Linked DNA regions of Homo sapiens: region 1 is linked to region 2. Evidence: read pairs that join two places in POLR2A ChIA-PET (ENCODE). Cell type or tissue: A673. All regions are shown on one strand. Each heading gives the region's core, and the rest is flanking DNA. Links, peaks and the distances in the headings are about the cores only.

Region 1 (10,629 bases), core at 1,514-9,513, 220 kb after region 2:
TAAGAAGAAATGTGAATCTCATGCAGGGATTAAAGATGTGTAAAATGCCAACCCTGTCTCCAAGGCCTGATGGCCTAAAGGGAAAGTTTCAATGAGGACACTCCTCCAGGAGACCTCTAAAGAGGCATAACCACCAACACAGAGACCATGACAGCTTCGAGAAACCAGCACTCCTGCCTCTCAGGGAGTGTTCCTGCACTTTCACGTAGGGCAAGGGCTGCATCTAGAGCTGCCCTTACTCTAGAACAGGGAAAGGCAGCTGGAGCATCCTCCACAAATCACCTGCCCCCTCTCCTTTGCTTCTTACCGTTATGTTTCCAGAGTCTGATATTCCTCTGGTAAACAGTGGACATCACCTGGTGATCAGTATACATCAAGAACAAGAGCACTGATGATAAATGTTATTAATACTAGAACTGTCATGCAACTGTCTACATTTCTTTTTTTTCTTTTTGATACAAAGTCTTGCTCTTGTCACCCAGGCTGGAGTGCAGTGGCGCATGCAGTGGCGCAATCTCAGCTCACTGCAACCTCCGCCTCTCGGGTTCAACTGACTCTTCTGCCTCAGCCTCCCCAGTAGCTGGGATTACAGGCACCCGCCACTGTGCCCAGCTAATTTTTTATTTTTAGTAGAGACAGGGATTTCAGTATGTTGGCCAGGCTGGTCTCGAACTCCTGACCTCAAGTGATCCACCTGCCTCGGCCTCCCAAGTGCTAGGATTACAGGTGTGAGCCACTAAGCCTGGCCAGCTGTCTAGATTTCTAACAGCTGTGCCCAGGACTTCACTCTTTTTTTTTTTTTTAATTCTTTTAATCATTTGGAAGGGTTTCACTCTTTACTTGAGTTACCTACTATGTGCCTGAAAATGCTTTCCTGCCACTGATTGCTTGCCTTACTAACCCAATGACCTCAATTACCAATATGAATGGAGGCATTGAAAAACAGTTCAGAAATGCAAAGTTACTCATGCAAACCACCACATTCTCATTCCACTCACCAGGTACTCTGTTAAAGCATATGTTATCAGGGCACATGTAATTTTCAGCCAACACCATTTCCCAAGGTGGTGGAGAATTTACATGCATTATTAAAATCAACATTCCAGTCTTTTCAACAAATGGTGCAGGAACAACTGCATATCTTCTTTTCCCTTTTCTTCTCTCTCTCTTTTTTTTTTTTTTAATGAGATAGGGTTTGGCTCTGTCACCCAGACTGGAGTGCAGTGGCACCATCTTGGCTCACTGCAACTTCTGCCTCCTGGGCTCAAGCGATCCTCCCACCTCAGCCTCCCAAGTAGCTGGGACTACAGATGCATGCTACCACACCCAGATAATTTTTTTGTATTTTTGGTAGAGACAGGGTTTCACCATATTGCCCAGGCTAGTCTCGAACTCCTGACGTCAAGCAATTAACCATCTTGGCCTCCCAAAGTGCTGGGATTACAGATGTCATCTACCACACCCAGCCTAAATTCTGCATATCTATATTGGAAAAAAAAAAAACCTCAATCCCTACCTCACACCACACACAAAAATTAACTCCATGTGGATCATAGACCTAAAGATAATTGCTAAAACCATGCAACACAGGGAAAAAAATATTTACAAACTTGCCAAAGCAGAAACCATAAAAGAAATAATTGGTAAGTTGCATTTTTATCAAAATGCAAAACTTCTGCTCTTTGAAAGACAAAATTAAGAAAATTAAAAGGCAAGCCACAGGCTGGGAGAAATCATCATAATACATATATCTGACAGAGGACTGGTAGTCAGAATACATACAAAATTCTCACAACTGGCCGGGCACAGTGGCTTACGCCTGTAATCCCAGCACTTTGGGAGGCTGAGGCAGGAGGATCACTTGAGTTCAGGAGTTCAAGACCAGCCTGGCCAACATGATGAAACCCCATCTCTACCAAAAATACAAAAAAATTAGCCAGCCAAGGTGGCACGTGCCTGTCGTCCCAGCTACTCTGGAGGCTGAGGTGGGAGGATGGCTTGAGCCCAGGAGGCAAAGGATGCAGAGAGCCAAGATTGCACCACTGCACTCCAGCCTGGGTGACAGAGCAAGACTCCATCTCAAAAAAAAAAAAAAAAAAAAAAAAAAAAAAAAAAAAAAAAAAAACTCTTACAACTTAGTAATAAAAAGACAACCTGACTGGCTGCCCAAACCAAACTTGGTTTCCCAGAATTGGCTGACAGAGCAAAAGCTTGTTTAATTTGAATCTGAAAAGGACACACAGTAACCCCTCACTCTTTGAGGAGGCTAGTGAGAGGAGTCAGATCTGGTGTTACGGGGTGAATTGTATTGTTTCCAACCCTCTCCATCCTTGCCCAAAATTCATGTGCTGAAGCCCTGACCTGCAGTACCTCGGAATGTAACTGTGTTTGGAGATAGGGCCTTTAAAGAGGTAATTAAGTTAAAATGAGGGGAAAACCCTTATCTTATACAAGTGATGTCCTTATAAGAAAAGGAAATTTGGACAGGTACAGAGCAAAAGACCATGTGAAGACACCGAGAAAACGGCTGTTTCCAAGCCAAGGAGAGAGGCCTCAGAAAAAACCAACCTTGATCTCAGACTTCTGGCCTCCAGCACTAATCTCCCAAGAAACAAACTCTTAGAACTGGCCTAGGAATATCTACGAAAACAATGGTAAAAATTAAAAAAAAAAAATTGTCACATGAGTTACCTGTCTCCTGCTGCAATCTGGTGTCCAAGGTGAAATACCATTGTATGGTGTACTAAGCAAGCCACAGGGTTTCCAGCCCATGCACAGAGTCATTCCGTCTCAGCCAGGTGAACTCCACATCATTTCCATCATAGCCCTCTGATAAAGGAAATGGAGCCCTGGTCAGTGCAAGGACATTGCAGATTGAACTAGTCTAGAAAATGCTATAATAGCCCGGCACGGTGGCTCATGCCTGTAATCCCAGCACTTTGGGAGGCTGAGGCGGGTAGATCACGAGGTCAGGAGATTGAGACCATCCTGACTAACATGGTGAAACTCCGTCTCTACTAAAAATACAAAAAATTAGCTGGGTGTGGTGGCGGGCGCCTGTAGTCCTAGCTACTCAGGAGGCTGAGGTAGGAGAATGGCGTGAACCCGGGAGGCAGAACATGCAGTGAGCAGAGATCGCACCACTGCACTCCAGCCTGGGCAACAGAGTGAGACTCCGTCTCAAAAAAAAAAAGAAAGAAAATGCTATAATATGTAAATAGCATGAGTTATGTCTTCGTGGTGACAAGTCCAAGGACAATCCCTGCAAAACTTGGCATGATTTCTCAAGTGCAATTGCAATGTCTGTTCAAAATGAAGTGACCTGCTGGGACTGTTTGCCGTCAATTGAGAACTGGTCCTATGCTAGATATTGTGTAGATCAGGTAAATGATAAGTCTTTAGAAGTGGCCTCCCTCATTATTTAAATGTTATTATTGAACAAATATCCATGAACACACAAAGCTTATGTTAGATACTGCCTTTCAAGACTGTCTAATAGCTCTCGTGGTATTTTCAGGGAACAGAATGTAGAACTGAGCTGTTCATATTTTCACATTGGCATAAACGCAAAACTAAAACAAAAAACCTGCACTCAGCTGCTTTCTTAAAGTCTGTAACATGTGTGTTAAATCTCAAAACAGTTTAATTAATACAGTTGATAATAGTAACAACAGTTACCCTTTGAACACTTATGTTAAGTACTTTATACATTATGTCACTAATGTTCTTGCAAACTTGCAAGGAAGCCATTTCTTCATTTCTAAGATGGACATGTCTTTACATTTTCTGAAGTTGAGATGGACTTTACAGTTGATTGTATCTATCTATCTATCTATCTATATAGATTTATATATATATATAGTAGAGCTTATATTTTTCCTAAAATGCTACTATCCAATAAATTCTGTTCCATAGGAAAAAAATGACAACCCATTTTCTTAAAATGAGTGAAAGATTTGAACAGACACTTTTTATTTTTTTTTTGAGACAGAGTCTTGCTGTGTCCCCTAGGCTGGAGTGCAGTGGTGTATCTCGGCTCATGGCAACCTCCGCCTCCCAGTGAATAGATGCTTTTACCAAAGAAGATATATGAATGATCAATCAGCACATGGAAAGATGCTCAAAATCATTAGTCATCAGAGAAACGCAAATTAAAACCACAATGAAATATCACTATCCACAATTAGAATAGCTGAAATTCATACCATTTTTCATTAAAAGCACCACACCTAAACCAGGTCCAGGGCGGAAAAAGTACAAAATAAAATTGGAAAAAAAAAAAGAAAAGGAAGAAAAATAAGCTTGGAACAGCTTGTTGCCCCAGAAAGTAAAAACATTATCAAAGGCTAATGATGGGACACATCAAATAACAAAAAATTCCATAAGCCAGCTTGAAGAGGGTCCTTTTGGTCAAAGATAAGATGATTTGAACATCAAGAAGAATTATTATTTCAATTGATTAAAATAAATAAAAATATTACTCTGGGGGCTGAGGTGAGAAGATTGCTTAAGCCCAGGAGATTGAGGCTACAGTGAGTTGTGTTCGCACCACTGCACTCCAGCCTGGGTGACAGAGTGAGACCCTGTCTCAAGTAGATAAACAAATATATAAATAATAAAAAGTCATAATTTTTTTAAAGAGGAAAGAACAAACACGCCATAGTGAATGAATCGAGCAAAGGTTGCTGTGCACCAACTCATTACTCCAAAAACTGATAATTAAGGGGAAAGAACCGAGATTTTATATCACCTTTCCAGTATGAACAGTATTTCCTGGAAATCAAATAACCCTACTAGATAAGAGTTCTATATAGAATAATTACAGATAATAAATGTAGTATTAGAAAGTCAACATTTTGTAGCTCCTAATAAAATGACTTAAATACTGGTTATCAATAGATGACAAAATCATTAGGTAAAAAGGTTGATGCCACCACTTGAACTCGCTGATCCATCTTAGCAGCCACTGTAAGTGAAACAACCAGCTATTGCATGCTTTTGAATATGAGGCAATAGGAAGCATACAGCACCACCTATGAAGTAGTCATAAACTAAGCAATACAAAGCAAAACCTTAAACCTGAATCTATTCAAGCCTGTAGTCTACAAGAAAAATAGAAGATAGAGGAAAAAGTTAGGTAACACTAGGAGGAAATATTTAGTCAAAGTCAGAATTTAGGACATCATGCAGGACAACTAACCTGTCTTTGTAATCAAGTCAATGGCATTAAAAAAAAAAGTGTGGGCTCTAATAGAATCTGTAGAAACTCAACATAATCTAACCTTACTGAGGATGTTGAATAAAGGGACTGACCAAATTTACTGTCACATAGATTGTCAACCTAAAATAACCAAAAGGCTCAGGATCCAGTTAAAAGAGTTTATTACACTATTCAGCCATAAAAAAGAATAAAATCATGTCTTTTGCAACAACATGGATAGAACTGGAGACCATTAATTTAAGTGCAATAACTCAGAAACAGAAAGCTAAATACGGCACATTCTCACTTATAAGTGGGAGCTAAATACTGTGTCCACATGGACATAGAGAGTGAAGTGATAAACAATGGGGACTCAGAAGGGTGGCGGGGCTGGGTGCAGTGGCTCAGGCCTGTAATCCCAACACTCTGGGAGGCCAAGGCGGACAGATCACTTGAGGTCAGGAGTTTGAGACCAGCTGGACCATCAGGGTAAAACCCCAGGAGGCTGAGCCATGAGAATCGCTTGAACCCAGGATGGGCGACAGAGAAAGACTCTGTCTCAAAACAAAACAAAACAAAGCAAAGCAAAACAAAACAAAGCAAAACAAACAAACAAACAAAAAAAACAAGAAGGGTGGGAGGATGTAGAGGGATGAGAAATTACTTAATGGGTACAATGTAGTATTTGGGTGATGGCTACACTAAAAGCTGCTGTGAAAATATATCCATGTAACAAAACTGCACTTGTACTCCCTGAATCTATAAAAATAATTTTAAAAATAGCTTATTCAAGTGCAAAGTGTGAGGGTGGCTGTATGGGAAAACAGGGATACCAAAGAATGGCGATGAGTGCTCCCCAGTGTAGAGAAAGGTAGGGGTCATTTATATAGGAAAAAACAAGAATGCTGAACAGAATTACATTTTCCACACAAGACTAACAAACAGTTACAAGACCTGATTGGTTATGATCGATTACGCTCTAAGTGGTTGCTTAACATTTCATATAAAGAGGTAGATAAAGAGTCTCTATCTCCAACAAGATTTAATCTAGGTTTGAATAAAGCATAGGAGTCTGGTTAATGTATAACATCTCAACACAAAGGTCAGGAAGCAATGGTTGTGCACCAGACAAGAAAAACAGCCATATTATGTGAGTCAGTTTCCGGGACTTAATTTTTCCCCTTGGCATAATAAATCTGAAATTTTCTTTTCTTTTCACAGATGTTCTGTTAGAGACAACTGTAGGGAGTACTGATGAAAGAAATATAAAAACAGAACATCAAAGTAAACTTTATTGAATCAATACTGACTGTTCACTGTAGGATGATGTATAACAATTGGAGCTTTAACTCCAGATTAAATAGAGCTGAAAATACATCATAGCTTTGTAATCACTTATAAGCTATCTGAATACATGAATTTAAATACTTTTTTTTTTTTTTTGCTTAACAATTAAATTAGCTAATTCTATACTTATGAATTGGCATTTTCCCTTGGGTCTTAATTTCTTGTTTCTCCAACATGATGTTTTTTTCACAGACAAGGTCTCACTCTGTTGTCCAGGCTGAAGTGCACTGGTACAATCATAGCTCACTGCAGCCTCAAACTCTTGGGTTCAAGCGATCCTCCTGCCTCAGCCATCTGAGTAGCTGGGACCGCAGGCATGCGCCACAACAACCAGCTATTTTTTAAATTTTTTGTAGAGACAAGATCTCACTATGTTGCCCAGGCTGGTTTCCAACTCCTGGGCTCAAGTGATCCTCCCACTCAAGAGGCCAGACAGTGGCTCAGGCCTGTAAAGCCAGCACTTTGAAAGGCCAAGGCAGGAGGATTCTTGATGCCAGGAGTTTGAGACAAGCCTGGGCACCGGGCAACATAGCAAGATCCTGTGTCTACAGATTTTTTTTATTTGAGACAAAATTTACCTCTGTCACCCAGGCAGGAGTACGGTGGCACAATCTTTGGTCACTGCAACCTCCACCTCCTGGATTCAAGCAATTCTCCCACCTCAGCCTCCCAAGCAGCTGGGACTACAGGCATGCACCACCATGCCTGGCTAATTTTTTTTGTATTTTTGGGCTGTCTTTACAATTTTTTTTTTTTGAAATGTAGTCTCACTCTGCTGCCCAGGCTGGAGTGCAATGGCGTGATCTCAGCTCACTGCAACCTCCGCCTCCCAGGTTCAAGTGATTTTCCTGCCTCAGCCTCCCAGGTAACTGGGATTACAGGCTTGCACCACCAGGCCTGGCTAATTTTTGTATTTTTAGTACAGACGGGATTTCACCATGTTGACCAAGCTGGTCTTGAACTTCTGACCTCGTGATCCACCCTCCTTGGCCTCCCAAAGTGCTGGGATTACAGGCATGAGCCGCTGCGCCCGGCCTACAAAATTTTTTAATTAGCTAGGCATGGTGCTGTGCACCTGTAGTCCCAGCTATGCAGGAGGCTGAGGCAGAAGGATCGCTTGAGCCTGGGAGTTCAAGGCTGCAGTGAGCTGTGACTGAGGCACAGCACTCCAGCCTGGCTGCCAGTGTGAGACCCTTCCTCCAAAAACAAAACATAACAAAATATTTAAAAGACAAAAAACATATGCAATGAGTGGACCTTTTTTCTTGGTTTTCTTCGTACCCTGATTCAAACAATCCAATAGCATAAATATAATTTTAGACATTTAGAAAAATTTAAGTAAGGACTCATTTTAGAAATCTGAATATGAGGCCGGGTGCGGTGGCTCACATCTGTAATCCCAGCACTTTGGGAGGCTGAGGCGGGTGGATCACGAGGTCAGGAGATTGAGGCCATCCTGGCTAACAAGGTGAAACCCTGTCTCTACTAAAAATACAAAAAAAATTAGCCGGAAGTGGTGGCAGGCGCCTGTAGTCCCAGCTACTCGGGAGGCTGAGACAGGAGAATGGCGTGAACCCAGGAGGCAGAGCTTGCAGTGAGCTGAGATCCCGCCACTGCACTCCAGCCTGGGTGACAGAGTGAGACTCCGTCTCAAAAAAAAAAAAAAAAAGAAATCTGAATATGGGTCCAGGCGCGGTGGCTCATGCCTGTAATCCCAGCACTTTGGGAGGCCAAGGCGGGCGGATCTCCTGAGGTCAGGAGTTCAAGACCAACCTGCCCAAGACGGTGAAAACCGTCTCTACTAAAAATACAAAAAATTAGCTGGGCGTGGTGGTGGGTGCCTGTAATCCCAGCTACTCGGGAGACTGAGCCAGGAGAATAGCTTGAACCCAGGAGGCAGAGGTTGCAGTGAGCTGAGATCACGCCATTGCACTCCAGCCTGGGTAACAAGAGCAAAACTCCGTCTCAAAAAAAAAAATTTTGAATATGGGTATTGGATGATATCAAAAGAATATTGTTAATTTTGGCTCAGGAACTCCTCCAAGTCTTTGCTGCTACATCCTCAGGCCGCAGGCTGACTGAGATGCTGCCATTCAACCTTCTTTCTCCCTCTCCTTCACTCTGGGTCAGCCTTGCATGGGTCTGATGAGGCTGATCACTGTGACTGCTCTCTCAGCCTTTCCCGGCTTCCTCCTTGTTTCCTTTCACTCTAGTGTTTCCCCCAGTAAAATACTTCAAGTGTAATCCCATCTTGCTGTCTGCTTCTCAGAAGAGCCAGACTCGTCATTTTCTAATGCTTAATCCTGCTTCATATGCCTATGTTGGTTTCCTTCTACCATTTCCGTATTTCCTTCACTTGTGTCTTTGTAACTTGCCCAGCACTCCTCCCTGAGAAGGCTGTGGTGATACGTACAAGCATCTCTCTTCAAACCAGTGTGCACATGAGGAGCCCCAATGTACACTCATTTGGTTCTTCAAATATCAGTAGACAAGATTGAGATAGATTGTAACAAATTCAAGCCATGGAAATTAGTTTATTCAAAGACTTTGCTTTTTGCATATGTCAAAATCTTATCCCAGCTGTGCCTGAAAGACTCAGGCATCAGGCAGCCATATGCCCATATTTTGACCCCTCAGTATAGAGCATAGCAAGTCAACTCACCACAGCCCTTTTCCACTGTTTGCTTGTTTGTTTTTTTGAGACGGAGTCTCACTCTGTCACCCAGGGTGGAGTGTGGTGGCGGAAGCTCTGCTCACTGCAACCTCCACCTCCAGGGTTCAAGCAATTCTCCTGCCTCAGCCTCCCAAATAGATAGGATTATTACAGGCATACGCCACCATACCCAGCTAATTTTTGCCTCTTTAGTAGAGACGGGGTTTCACCATGTTGGCCAGGCTGGTCTTGAACTCCTGACCTCAAGTGATCCACCCACCTCTGCCTCCCAAAGTGTTGGGATTACAGGCATGAGACACCACCCCCAGCCCTTTTTTGCTGTTTTTTGAAAGAGGGTCTCACTATGCTGCCCAGGCTGGACTCAAACTCCTGGGCTTAAGGGATCCTGGCTCCTCAGCCTCCTGAGTAGCTGGAATTACTCAGAAGGCTGAGTAGCGCACACCATCATGCCCATACATATGATTTCTCCCTTCACATCAGCCTGATAAAAATCCCCATAGACTCTATGAGTATTCTATCATCCCCTCCGGGAGACTGTAGAGTTTGAAATTAAAGTCAATAGGTTCCAACAGACATTTATCAAAGATAGAATTTCCACTCTGCATGTTAACCATTTGCATTTTTGTTAGGCACATGGGTCATTCTTGCCATCAGCAGATGTTTTAATTAAATAAAGAAAGAAGGGCAAAACAAACAAACAAACAAACAAAAACTCACAAATAAAGTCAATAGGTTCCAGAAACATACAATCTGTATTGAAATCCCAGTCTTACTTCTTCAAACTTTATAAACCTTCATTTCCTGGTCTGTAAATCAAGTTCTGTAACTTAGGTTTCTGCCTCATACTGTTGCTAGGATCAGAACAGTGTTTGATACTGACTGGCCCGTGCTTAGAGTGCCCTCAGTGCTCACCAAGTTATTTTCACTTGGCACAGTGGAGCCGGCATCTCCACTCACTCTTTCCTGCTGTCTACCGTTGACTCCGTTCTCAGAGACTTTTCTGGGGCAGGATGATCTCCATTTGAGGGATGCCTAGGGACAGAGTACACAGGAGGTAGGACCATTGGAGAAACTCCCGGCTGAATATAGTAGGAAAGAATGCTCAGCAAGAGGCTGGTAATGGCTCCAAGGACATCTTGGCTCTTCCACATGAGAGTTTCTGTTCTCCCAGCTTCCATGTGCAAGCCACAGTAGTCAACTCCAGCTGATCTAAGATGAAAAAAAAAGTTAACTCAACAGATACTGGGTTTCTCAGAGAATTGTTTGGAAGCCTAGAGAACCACGCTCTCTAGCCAGCAGGTGCCAGAGAGGAAGTTTATTATCCCTATTTCTTCTGTCACTGGCTCCAAAGTCAAAAGAAAGACAAGAACGTTGCCAGACCTGGGTCACATGGCTGAGGCAACACAGG
Region 2 (10,629 bases), core at 784-8,783:
ATCTCACTCTGTCACCCAGGCTGGAGTGCAGTGGTGTAATCTCGGCTCACTGCAACCTCCGCATCCTGGGTTCAAGCAATTCTCCTGCCTTAGCCTCCTGAGTAGCTGAGATTACAGGTACCCACCAACATGCCTGGCTAATTTTTGTATTTTTAGTAGAGACGGGGTTTCATCATGTTGGCCAGACTGGTCTCAAACTCCTGACCTCAGGTGATCCACCCGCCTCGGCCTCCCAAAGTGCTGGGATTACGGGCATGAACCACCACGCCCGGCCTCTTTTTCTTATAATTTTGCTCTTCTTGATTTATACTTCATAATCCATTCCCCTCTACGATTTGAAAGCAATTTACAGAAAAAATTTTAAGGGAGTGAGAGACCAGTGATTGTAGGGAGACCCTAAGCTCATAGACAAGCTTACAGACCCAGGCTTTTTTTTTTTTTTTTTTTTTTTTTAAGACGGAGTCTCACTCTGTCACCAAGGCTGGAGTGCAGTGGCACAATCTGGGCTCACTGCTACCTTGACGTCTTGGGTTCAAGTGATTCTCCTGCCTCAGCCTCCCAAGTAGCTGGGATTACAGGAACACACCACCATGCCCGGCTAAGACTCAGGCTTTTAATGAGAAGTTGTCAGGTTAAATTTGTTACGATACATTTGACTTATGAAATAAATGAACACAGAGCTAAAATAAAAACTAAAATTCTTTTTCTTATTCAATAAAACTTTAGTGTACACTATACTACTTACAGGTGTATTTTTTCCTTCTATATTTTAGCTGAAATAGGAGGGTTGGGACATTGCAGTACATAAATGTTATAGAGAGAAGATAAAAGAGTAACAATAAATTCTGACAAGTTTGGAGATTTAACCCTAGTGGTCAGAAGATGTAGATCCATCTTCAGTATAACAAAAAATTTCTTAAACCTTACCTGGTTCTGCTTCAACGTGGACACTAGTTTCTGCAATGTGATATTTTCTTCTTCCAATTCAGTATAGTCCTGAAGGAGCCGTGCCTCCCGGAACTTATATTCTCGGATTTCATCCTTCATCCGTATTCTCTGTAGCTCCACCATCTCATTGTTCTGAAACAACAGAGTAAACAGTCAATATATAACTCTCTTATTGTAGATTTTACAAGGTGTAAAGTCCTGGTAGTTAAAAATAATAATAAAAACACCTCATGGGGTGTAAATTGTTACTGCATTTTTTCGAATGGCAATTTAGTGGTATCTGTCAAAAACTTAAAAGCACATATATATTACCCAGCAATTCAACATCTAAAAATCATTCTTAAGTATGTTTTCATAGAAGTAAATAGAAACAGAAACAAATCCATGTATACTTACACAAAAAATTGGAAACAGTCTAAACGTTTGCTATTTGGGGAACACATTATCATGCATCCATTGAACGGAACATTATAAAATTATTTTAAGAAACGAGAAAGGCCGGGCGCTGTGGCTCACACCTGTAATCCCAGCACTTTGGGAGGTCAAGGTAGGTGGATCACCTGAGGTCAGGAGTTTGAGACCAACCTGGCCAACATGGTGAAACCCCGTCTCTACTAAAAATACCAAAAAAAAAAAAAAAATTAGCCAGGCGTGGTGGTGGGCGCCTGTAATCCTAGCTACTTGGGAGGCTGAGGCAGGAGAGTCACTTGAACCTGGGATGCGGAGGTTGCAGTGAGCCGAGATCAGGCCACTTCACTCCAGCCTGGGCAACAGAGCAAGACTCTATCTCAAAAACAGAAAAAAAGAATGAGGAGAAACTTTATTGTACTAAAATGGAAATGTAGTCACAATATATTATTAAATGTGAAAAGCAAGTCATAGATTAGTATGCATATTAGGATCCCAGGTATGTTAGAAATACAGGGAACACACACATACACAGATACATGCACACTTCCATGTCAGAAAAAATATTTGTAAGAATATCCAGAAAACTGTCAATAGCGGTGACTTATAAAGAATTAGACTGGGCAAGCCACAGGGATAAGGAGAGGAGCCTATTCGTTTGATTTTATGTCCTTCTGGATCATTTCAATTTTTTTTTTAACAACAAGCTTGTATTACCAGGACTTATGTGTAAAGTTACAGGATATAAATCAATCAATTAAGTAAAATATTTAACTTTTTCCATAAACTTATATGGCAAGTATAAGCTATGTTTTAGTTCAAAATGTATAATGACCACATAACAGATATAAACATTTATACATGTAACATATTCATAGTCATGGAAAGATGGGATATAAAAGTTTTCTTTTAATTAAGGATTAATTAGATTTGTTTCCTATTCAAACAAAGAGAAATATGGGAAGAAGTATCATAGAAACCAAAAACCACATTTTCTTATGTAATACCTAGATATCCATATGCGAAAAAAATAAGTCATGATGCATTTGGCCTTCACACCATAATTTGCAGAGCCTTGATATAGTGGTAGGTAGGACTGACAATGAATAGAAACTGCTATTGCAACACAGATGAATCTCACTAATATATTGACTGAAATAAGCCAGATGCAAAAGACTACATACAATATGATTCTGCATGTAAAGTTCAAAAACATGCTATGTAGGTTCAATTGTCTCCCAAAAAAGACATGTTGAAGTCCTAACTCCCAGGGTCTTTACAAAGGCAAAAATTAAAATGAGATCATTAGAGGAGGCCCAATCCGATAGGGCTGCTGTCTTTATAAAAAGGGGAAATTCAGCCACACAGAAACTGACACATACTTCTGCATGTGGGATGGGAAGACTATGTGAAGAAACACAGGGAAAAGATGGCCACGTGACCATGGAGGCAAAGACCGAAGTGACCCATCTACACGCCAAGGAACATCAAGGATTGCCAGCAAACACCAGAAGCCAGGAAGGGGCAAGGAAAGGCCTTTCCCTAGAGCTGCCAGAGGGAGCATGGCCCTGCCGACACCATGATTTCTGACTTTTGGCCTCCAGAACTGTGAGACGATAAATTTCTGTTGTTTTAAAGCCACCCAGACTTTGTTACGGCAGCCCTAAGAAAAGAATACCTGGGCAAAACTAATCTACAGTGACAGAAGTAAATGCACTGTTATCTTTGCAGGAGGGTAGGGTGACATCTGCAAGCACTAGAAACATTTTAAAGGTCTCTATCCTAACAGAGAGCCAGCTCTAGAAGTATACCTGACTTTCCGACATATGCTTTCAAATGTCTCTCATCTTGCTTCATAGTCCACAGATTTTTTTTTTTTAAAGACATGTTCTCACTCTGTCACCCATGCTACAGTGCAGTGGCATGATCACGGCTTACTGCAGTCTTGACCTCCCAGGCTCAAGTGATTCTCCCACCTCAGCCTCCTAAGTAGCTGGGACTACAGGTGTACACCAGCACAACTGGCTCATTTTTGTATTTTTTGTAGAGATGGTATTTCACTATGTTGCCCAGGCTGGTCTCAAACTCGTGAAGGCAATCCTTCTGCCTCAGCCCCCAAAGTGCTGGGATTACAGGTGTGAGCCACTGTGCCCAGACTTCTACAAATTTAATATATATTTTTTTTTTTGGTAGAAGCAGGGTCTTGCTCTGTTGCCCAGGTGCCTTAATCACAGCTTATTGTAGCCTTGACCTCCCAGGCTTAAGTGATCCTCCCACCTCAGCCTCCTGAGTAGCTGGGCCTACAGATGCACACCATCACGCCCAGCTAATTTTTAAATTTTTTATAGAGGTGGGGTCTCGCCATGTTGCCTAAGCTGGTCTCGAATGCCTGGGCTCAAGCAATCCTCCTGCTTTGGCCTCCCAAAGTGCTGGGATTATAAGCGTGAGCCACTACACCCGGCCCATATTCTATAGATGTTAACTGTAAATAACTCCCTTTGTCTCTGGTTTTCAGAGGCATGTTCAGTTGTCTATTTGAACATGGTGATGTTTTTTCTTCTGACTTGACTCCTGAGTACAGCTCTTCCTAGTTCTGTTTATGCATATGTGAAAACAACAAATTATAAACACATAATCTTTCATGTAAAAAATGAAAAATTCAACTCCAAAATCACTGATGCAGTTCCAGCTAATAAAATAGGCAGACACTGTAATCTCTAAGTAGTGGCGTTAGCTCAGAGTTTTGGGGAGGATAAGGGGTTGTTGACTGTGGTGTAAAGACAGATGTTAAAAAAATTATTCTGACACTTGTTAAAATGGTAAGGAAGACTTCATTCAAAACCATTGCAATTGGAGGGGGGAAAAGAAGGGGCTCAACTCTGAAACAGCAAGAGCAAGTGAAGATTTATAGCCAAGAACAGCATGAGGATGTCAAAGGATGGGAAATTGCTAAAAGAACACATCAAGGGCAGGGGAATTCTTGCTAAGCTGGCCTAACAGGACTCTTGCTAAAGGCAGTCCAAGGACTTAGACATCAAAAAGGTGGAGGATGAAGAACTTGATCAGATATCAAGGGTAATTAGATATCTAGGGTTGGGAGATGACTTAGCAGAATTCCTTGCTAAGGCTGGGCTGGGCAAGCCAAAGCTGGGGGTGGAGCAAGCTTGAAGCCTGGTCCAAAAGAGACATTAGCAGAGCATGACTGAAGCTTGGTTAAGGAGAGAGTCTTTGACACCTCACAGTCATGAACTGCAGTCTGATAGGAATGAAAGCTAAGAAAGTTTGCAAGACACTTTACCTGGTGATAATATGAATATAGATCCTAACTTGGGCAGGGCCAAAGCTTTTTTGGCATCAGAAGATTTTTATCCATTCTGTATCTTATCATCATAAAAGCTCACTGGCTAGCTTGTAAGGAGTTCCCCAGAGACGTGCAGATTTCATCAATTTAATGTAATATCCTATGGAATGTAATCATCAATCCTGAAGCTGAAGCTATACAAACTAATTGGTTGTTTTGGAAACCTGCTTTCAACCTACTATATGTAACCTCATTTATATATAAGGGGTTGGAGCTCCTTGTTATTCAGAATGCTTCTAGGCTGTCTGGCGTTTTTCACTTTAGCTCTCATTATAATAAACTGGTAACTCCAACAGAGTCATTTCATCAACACTTTAGTAATTCACCTATGCCTACTCCACCAGTTGACTTTAGCCTAATCCTCCCTTTACAGCTTCCCTCTGTTTTTATCAGTGCTGACCTCTTAAAGCAATTCTGTAGGTCACAAGTGTCAACATAGAAGTCTTCTGAAAATAGAGTTTGCCAACTTAAAAGAACCTTACCAAAGGCTTCTATGAATTTCCTAAAAACAAAAAAATGGGCTTCTGTTTCTTGCCTCTCTACAGGAGATTATTTTAAGCAAATATGCCTGAATTTATGAAATAGTAAATATTGGTATATAATACTGTTTAAAGGTGGTTTTCCCAGCTCTAGAAAGCTACGCCCAATCATCCTCTATAAACAACAGACTCTGGGGCTGGGTGCGGTGGCTTACGCCTGTAATCCCAGCACTTTGGGAGGCCAAGGTGGGCGGATCACAAGTTCGAGAGATCAAACCATCCTGGCCAACATGGTGAAACCCTGTCTCTACTAAGAATACAAAAATTAGCTGGGTGTGGTGGCACGCGCCTGTAGTCCTAGCTACTTGGGAGGCTGAAGCAGGAGAATCACTTGAACCTGGGAAGCAGAAGTTGCAGTGAGCTGAGATCGCACCACTGCACTTCAGCCTGGCAACAGAGCAAGACTGTCTTAAACAAACAAACACACAAACAAACAACAGACTCTGATATCACAATAGATATATGGAATAGCAAAAAAGAATTTTCTTATTTCTGCCAAGATAACTGAAAAAAGTTAGCAATGACCCCAAAAAATCATAAAATACAATTTACATACAATACCTACTTTCACACTCTGTGGGTATGGTGCAGTGGGGAAGTGGAGGTCCCTTTGCAAGTTTCAGAAGCTTTCAAAGAAGTCACATGATCTGGCCCTACCTCTGTCTCCAACCACTCTGCCCCTCAATCTTTGGCTCTGGCCGCAGGAGCTTTCCTTCTGCTCCTCTATCCCATTGGACATGCCAGCTTGCTTCTGCCTTGAGGCTTCTATACTCCTCTTTCCAGAACTCCCTGCCTTTAGATCAAGGGCTCCTAATCTCATAATGTGCTTGACCCTCTTTGACAATGTGCTGAAGCCTATGTACCTCTTCTCAGAATAATATTTTAAAAAGTGTAAAAGACAAAATTACAGAAAACACCGAACATGTTAAAATTACTATAATTTTTTTTTTTTTTGAAAGAGTCTTGCTCTGTCACCCAGGCTGGAGTACAGTGGCATGATCTTGGCTCACTGCAACCTCCGCCTCCCAGGTTCAAGTGATTCTTGTGCCTCAGTCTCCCAAGTAGCTGGGATTACAGGTGCCTGCTACCACACCTGGCTAATTTTTGTATTTTTACTAGAGACAGGATTTCGTTGTGTTGGCCAGGCTGGTCTTGAACTTCTGACCTCAAGTGATCCACCTGCGTTGGCCTCCCAAAGTGCTGGGATTACAAGTGTGAGTCACCAAGCCCGGCCAACTTATTATAATAATTTTTAAAATTATGACATAGGCTGGGCACAGTGGTTCATGCCTGTAAACCCCACACCTTGGGAGGCTGAGATGGGAGGATCACTTGAGTCCAGGAGTTTGAGACCAGCCTGGGCAACATGGTGAGCCCCATCCAGAAGATTATTTTGTACAAAAAAAGAACATGCCAAAATTAGCCAGGTATGGTGGTGCACACTTTTAGTCCCAGCTAGTCAGGGGGCTGAAGTGGGAGGATTGCTTGAGCCCCAAAGGTCAAGCCTGCAGTGAGCCATGATCATGCCACTACACTCCAGCCTGGGCTACAGAGTGAGACCCTGTCTCAGAAAAAAAAAAAAAAAAAAAAAAAATTAGGACTTGGTAGGTGACAGGTAAGTATATTAATGGCCCCCAATTAATCACACTTCCCTGAAGTCACAACCCATGGAATTCCCTCTCAAACTGACTGAGCTGGCCTTTGGATTTGTTATGACCCACAGAAGACAGTGGAAGTGCTGGGGAGTTCTGAGCCTGAGCCTCACGGGGCTTTGTGGCTCATGCTCTTGCTGTCTTGTAACACTGTGACTATGTGAAGAGCCCCAGGGTAGCCTGTTGGAGCCATGTGGCCCAGCCTGCAGTCAGCACCAGCTGCTGGGCATGGGAGGAAGGCCATCTTGGACTATTTGGCCCAGTGGGGCTGTCAGATGACTGCAACCACATGAGCAATCCTGGCAAGTCCTTAAGAACCACCCAGCCGAGGCCGGGCACAGTGGCTCATGCCTGCAATCCCAGCACTTTGGGAGGCCGAGGCGGGCGGATCACAAGGTCAAGAGATCGAGATCATCCTGGCTAACACGGTGAAACCTCGTTTCTACTAAAAAATATAAAAAAGTAACCAGGTGTGGTGGCGGGCACCTGTAGTCCCAGCTACTTGGGAGGCTGAGGCAGGAGAATGGCGTGAACCCAGGAGGCAGAGCTTGCAGTGAGCCAAGATCGTGCCACTGCACTCCAGCCTGGGCGACAGAGACAGACTCCATCTCAAAAAAAAAAACAAAAAAAAAAACACCACCCAGCTGAGCACAGCCCAAATTGCTGACCAACAGAATCATGGGTTATTGTTTAAAGCTCCCAAATTGTGGGTCATTCATTACCCAGTAATACATAATCAATACAGTAATACATGTGCTTCTTTATTAACACAATTAGAATCAGATCTAGTATCACATCCAAGAAATCTCATAATTTCAAAGCAATGATAACATTTCAAGACACCTGTGAAAACTGAGATATAATTTAAAAAAACTATACTTTCTACTGGTAACAAAGTAACAAGTGCTACTAGTACTACTGAGATTTGTTGTCTACATTCAAATAGAAGAAAATGCTAAATTTCAGTCTGAGTTGAGTGAAAATACAGATGTAATTATTTTTCTGATCCAAGTCTATAGACCTCCTGAAATCTATCCACAGACTCCCAGAAACTCAGCTGAAAAACTCTTCTGTGTTTACTTGTTATTTAAGTCTCATTTCAGATGTCATCTCCTCAGGGAAACCTTCCCTGAGCAACTAATATAAAATAGCTCCCCTCGCCCTCCACTCACCCATCAGAGTTACTTTATAGATTAGTATTTAGCATGGAGTACATACTTAGAAAATAAGTGTTGACAGAATGACACTGATTATTATTTGAAACTGGCTACTTACTTTTTATACATTTTATATTTATTACATTTCCTTTTGCATCTGAATATAATGATCCTTTGCTGCCTTGTTATCCTGTGTCCCTAATACCTGGTACATTTTAGGCCCTAATGACCATGGAATGAATAATAAAACAGGTATACAAGTGATTAATCCCCCAAAAAATATATATTACATGGATGACAGCTTCCTGTGTTGTGTTATTTGAGAAGGAGGCACAAAGGGAGAACAATGCACTTTGAAATAAAATACACCTAAATCTTCAAAATAACTTGACTTGTTATTCTTCTCTAATATATTGTCAAGTTACTTGGTTTCTGCCTTCTGTTCCTTGGGCAATACTTGCAGCATAGTGTGGAATAATTGTAGAATGAAAAATAGTAGTGTTCCCCTAATTTGGCTATAAAGTCAAATTACAGTATTTCATTACATTCTTTTTTTGTAGAAACATATTATCTTAATTTTTTTCTTTCTTGAAAAATCTATCAACTGAGTGAATGATATATATATTTACTTATTTTTCCTTATTTAATATGTATAAAAAAGATATCAGGAAGCCCAACGAACTGGATGACAGTCATTTATATAAAATTGTAAAGAAAAATGTTAAGATACAAGAGATTCTGAAATGGGAATATATACATTGTAAAAAATATAACGGCTAATAATCTGGCTTATATACTCTGGGAATTAACCATAAAATCTTATGCAGTGAAACAGTAAATGTCAAGAAAATTTAAGACCACAGCAAAGCTAATGAGGATCACTAACAACTCGTAAAATAACTAATGAAAACTCCTGATGCTAATTAAGGACAAGGAAGAGCTTGGGCTGCAACACTGGTTAAGCTGAAAGACTCACTGAGATGAACAGACACAAGGCCCAGAGGAAGAAAACTGGTCTTATTTATTTTGCTAAAAATCCTTGCTTTTTGAATTGCCAGCGATTATATTCTAGGGGCATGTTCTTTAATTTCACAATAAATTTAAAAGATTGCAACTGTTGTGTTTTGCACCATTCATCATACATTTATCTCCTACAATTTTTTTTTCTTCCTGGGATAAGATGGCGCTGAGCTCTGCTAAAAATTCCCATCAAGAATAACCAGAGTAAGAAAAATAATGCATGAGAGAAAGGGAAGAAAATGGCACAACAGGGGAATGCTTTAGCTTTTCACCTCCAGGGAGCTGAGTCTCAGCTCCTCAGGGGAGAGGGGATTAGCCTGAGATGGCAGGGATAGAGTCACCTCATTATTTGCATTGCACCTGAGCATAGCAGCATTCTTACAGTTTAGTTTAATTAACATTAAAAAGATTTCTTTATGTAGGAATCATAAATTCCCTTCACTATTGGCAAGAAGAAAAAATACAGATGAACGCTTGTCACCACACAGAGTCAATATATTAAAAATAATACTGCCTTCCAGTTTTAATGCTCTTAGTCTTTTATAAATTAATTATACCCATTGTCACATTAGATATTAATAATAGCTTGGTTAGGTGGGTAACAAACCCCTGTTTACTATCTGCAAAACAGGAATCCTAATACTTAAGATTACATGATAATTATGAGGATTTAATGATATAACATGGTAAAATGAGCAAGGATGCTAGACATACAGATAATTTATGGTAACACGAGCAGAAGTTCACACGCAAAAGCCTAAGCAATTGATTACCCCTGGGTGAGCCAGGGAACACTTTATAAAGGAAGTTATCATTGGGTAGAACCTTGAAGGAAAAGTAAAGGTTAACTAAATGGAGATAGAGGAGGGCAGATTTTCCAGCCAGAGATAAACCTTCAAACAGAAGTAGCCTTATATTTGTGTTGAAGGCAATGCTAAAATTCTCCAGTTAGACTGAGCATTTCCTTACAGCCCCAGCAAGCCTGGAGCAGTGATCAAAAGAAAAGAGAAGACAGAAACAGAAAAATCTGGAAAACAGCTAGTTATTTTCCACATATGCCTAAGTTCGGTGCTATTTTGTAGAATAAAATGTTAAATTAGTCTAGTGTCGCGAACCTCTGAAGTAGTGGGAGGAACCAAAATATAGTCAGTGCTTGGAATCTTTAAAGTTCTTAACTAGGCTGTGGTTTAGGGAACGGTGCGGTTTAGTGTGGTTGGAGCAAAGTAACTTGAGAAAGATTCCGCAGGAAATTCTACTTTTAAAGTAGAAATTCCTTTGTTTAACAAAGCAATCTGGGGAACCATCAAAGACTTTTAAGCAAAACAGCCACACGATCAGACCTACGTTTTGCCAAGTGACTCTGTTGAGAGTTGCGAGGGTGGACTTTAGCAAGAAAGGTCAAAGAGAACAAATTAAGCAGCTGCTCCAATGCCCAACATGAGAGAAGACATGAAGAATACGGAGGGGACAGATCGGGGAACATCTCAGTTAGAATGAACAGGATTTGGTCGCTGACTGATGTGATAATACAAGAAAACAAAGAG

Evidence for each region. Peaks named below come from ENCODE experiments on the same cell type or tissue, not always from the same donor. Only the 100,000 strongest peaks of a DNase experiment are listed, where the experiment ranks them.
Region 1: POLR2A ChIA-PET joins it to region 2 with 6 read pairs; 6 of 35 experiments call an interaction of 5 or more read pairs at or near these places.

What each region holds. Positions count from the first base shown.
Region 1 is chr12:32,064,938-32,075,566 of GRCh38, reverse strand. No RefSeq gene overlaps it. Among named protein-coding and RNA genes, the nearest start is that of BICD1, 37 kb to the left of the region's middle. In A673, for the core only: no CTCF peak of the experiment used is centred there; a DNase peak (open chromatin) is centred at 6,356; H3K27ac peaks cover 1,191 bases.
Region 2 is chr12:32,284,445-32,295,073 of GRCh38, reverse strand. BICD1 (BICD cargo adaptor 1) reads right to left here. Exons shown (of 10, transcript NM_001714.4): 3 at 928-1,080. Among named protein-coding and RNA genes, the nearest start is that of FGD4, 110 kb to the left of the region's middle. In A673, for the core only: no CTCF peak of the experiment used is centred there; no DNase peak of the experiment used is centred there.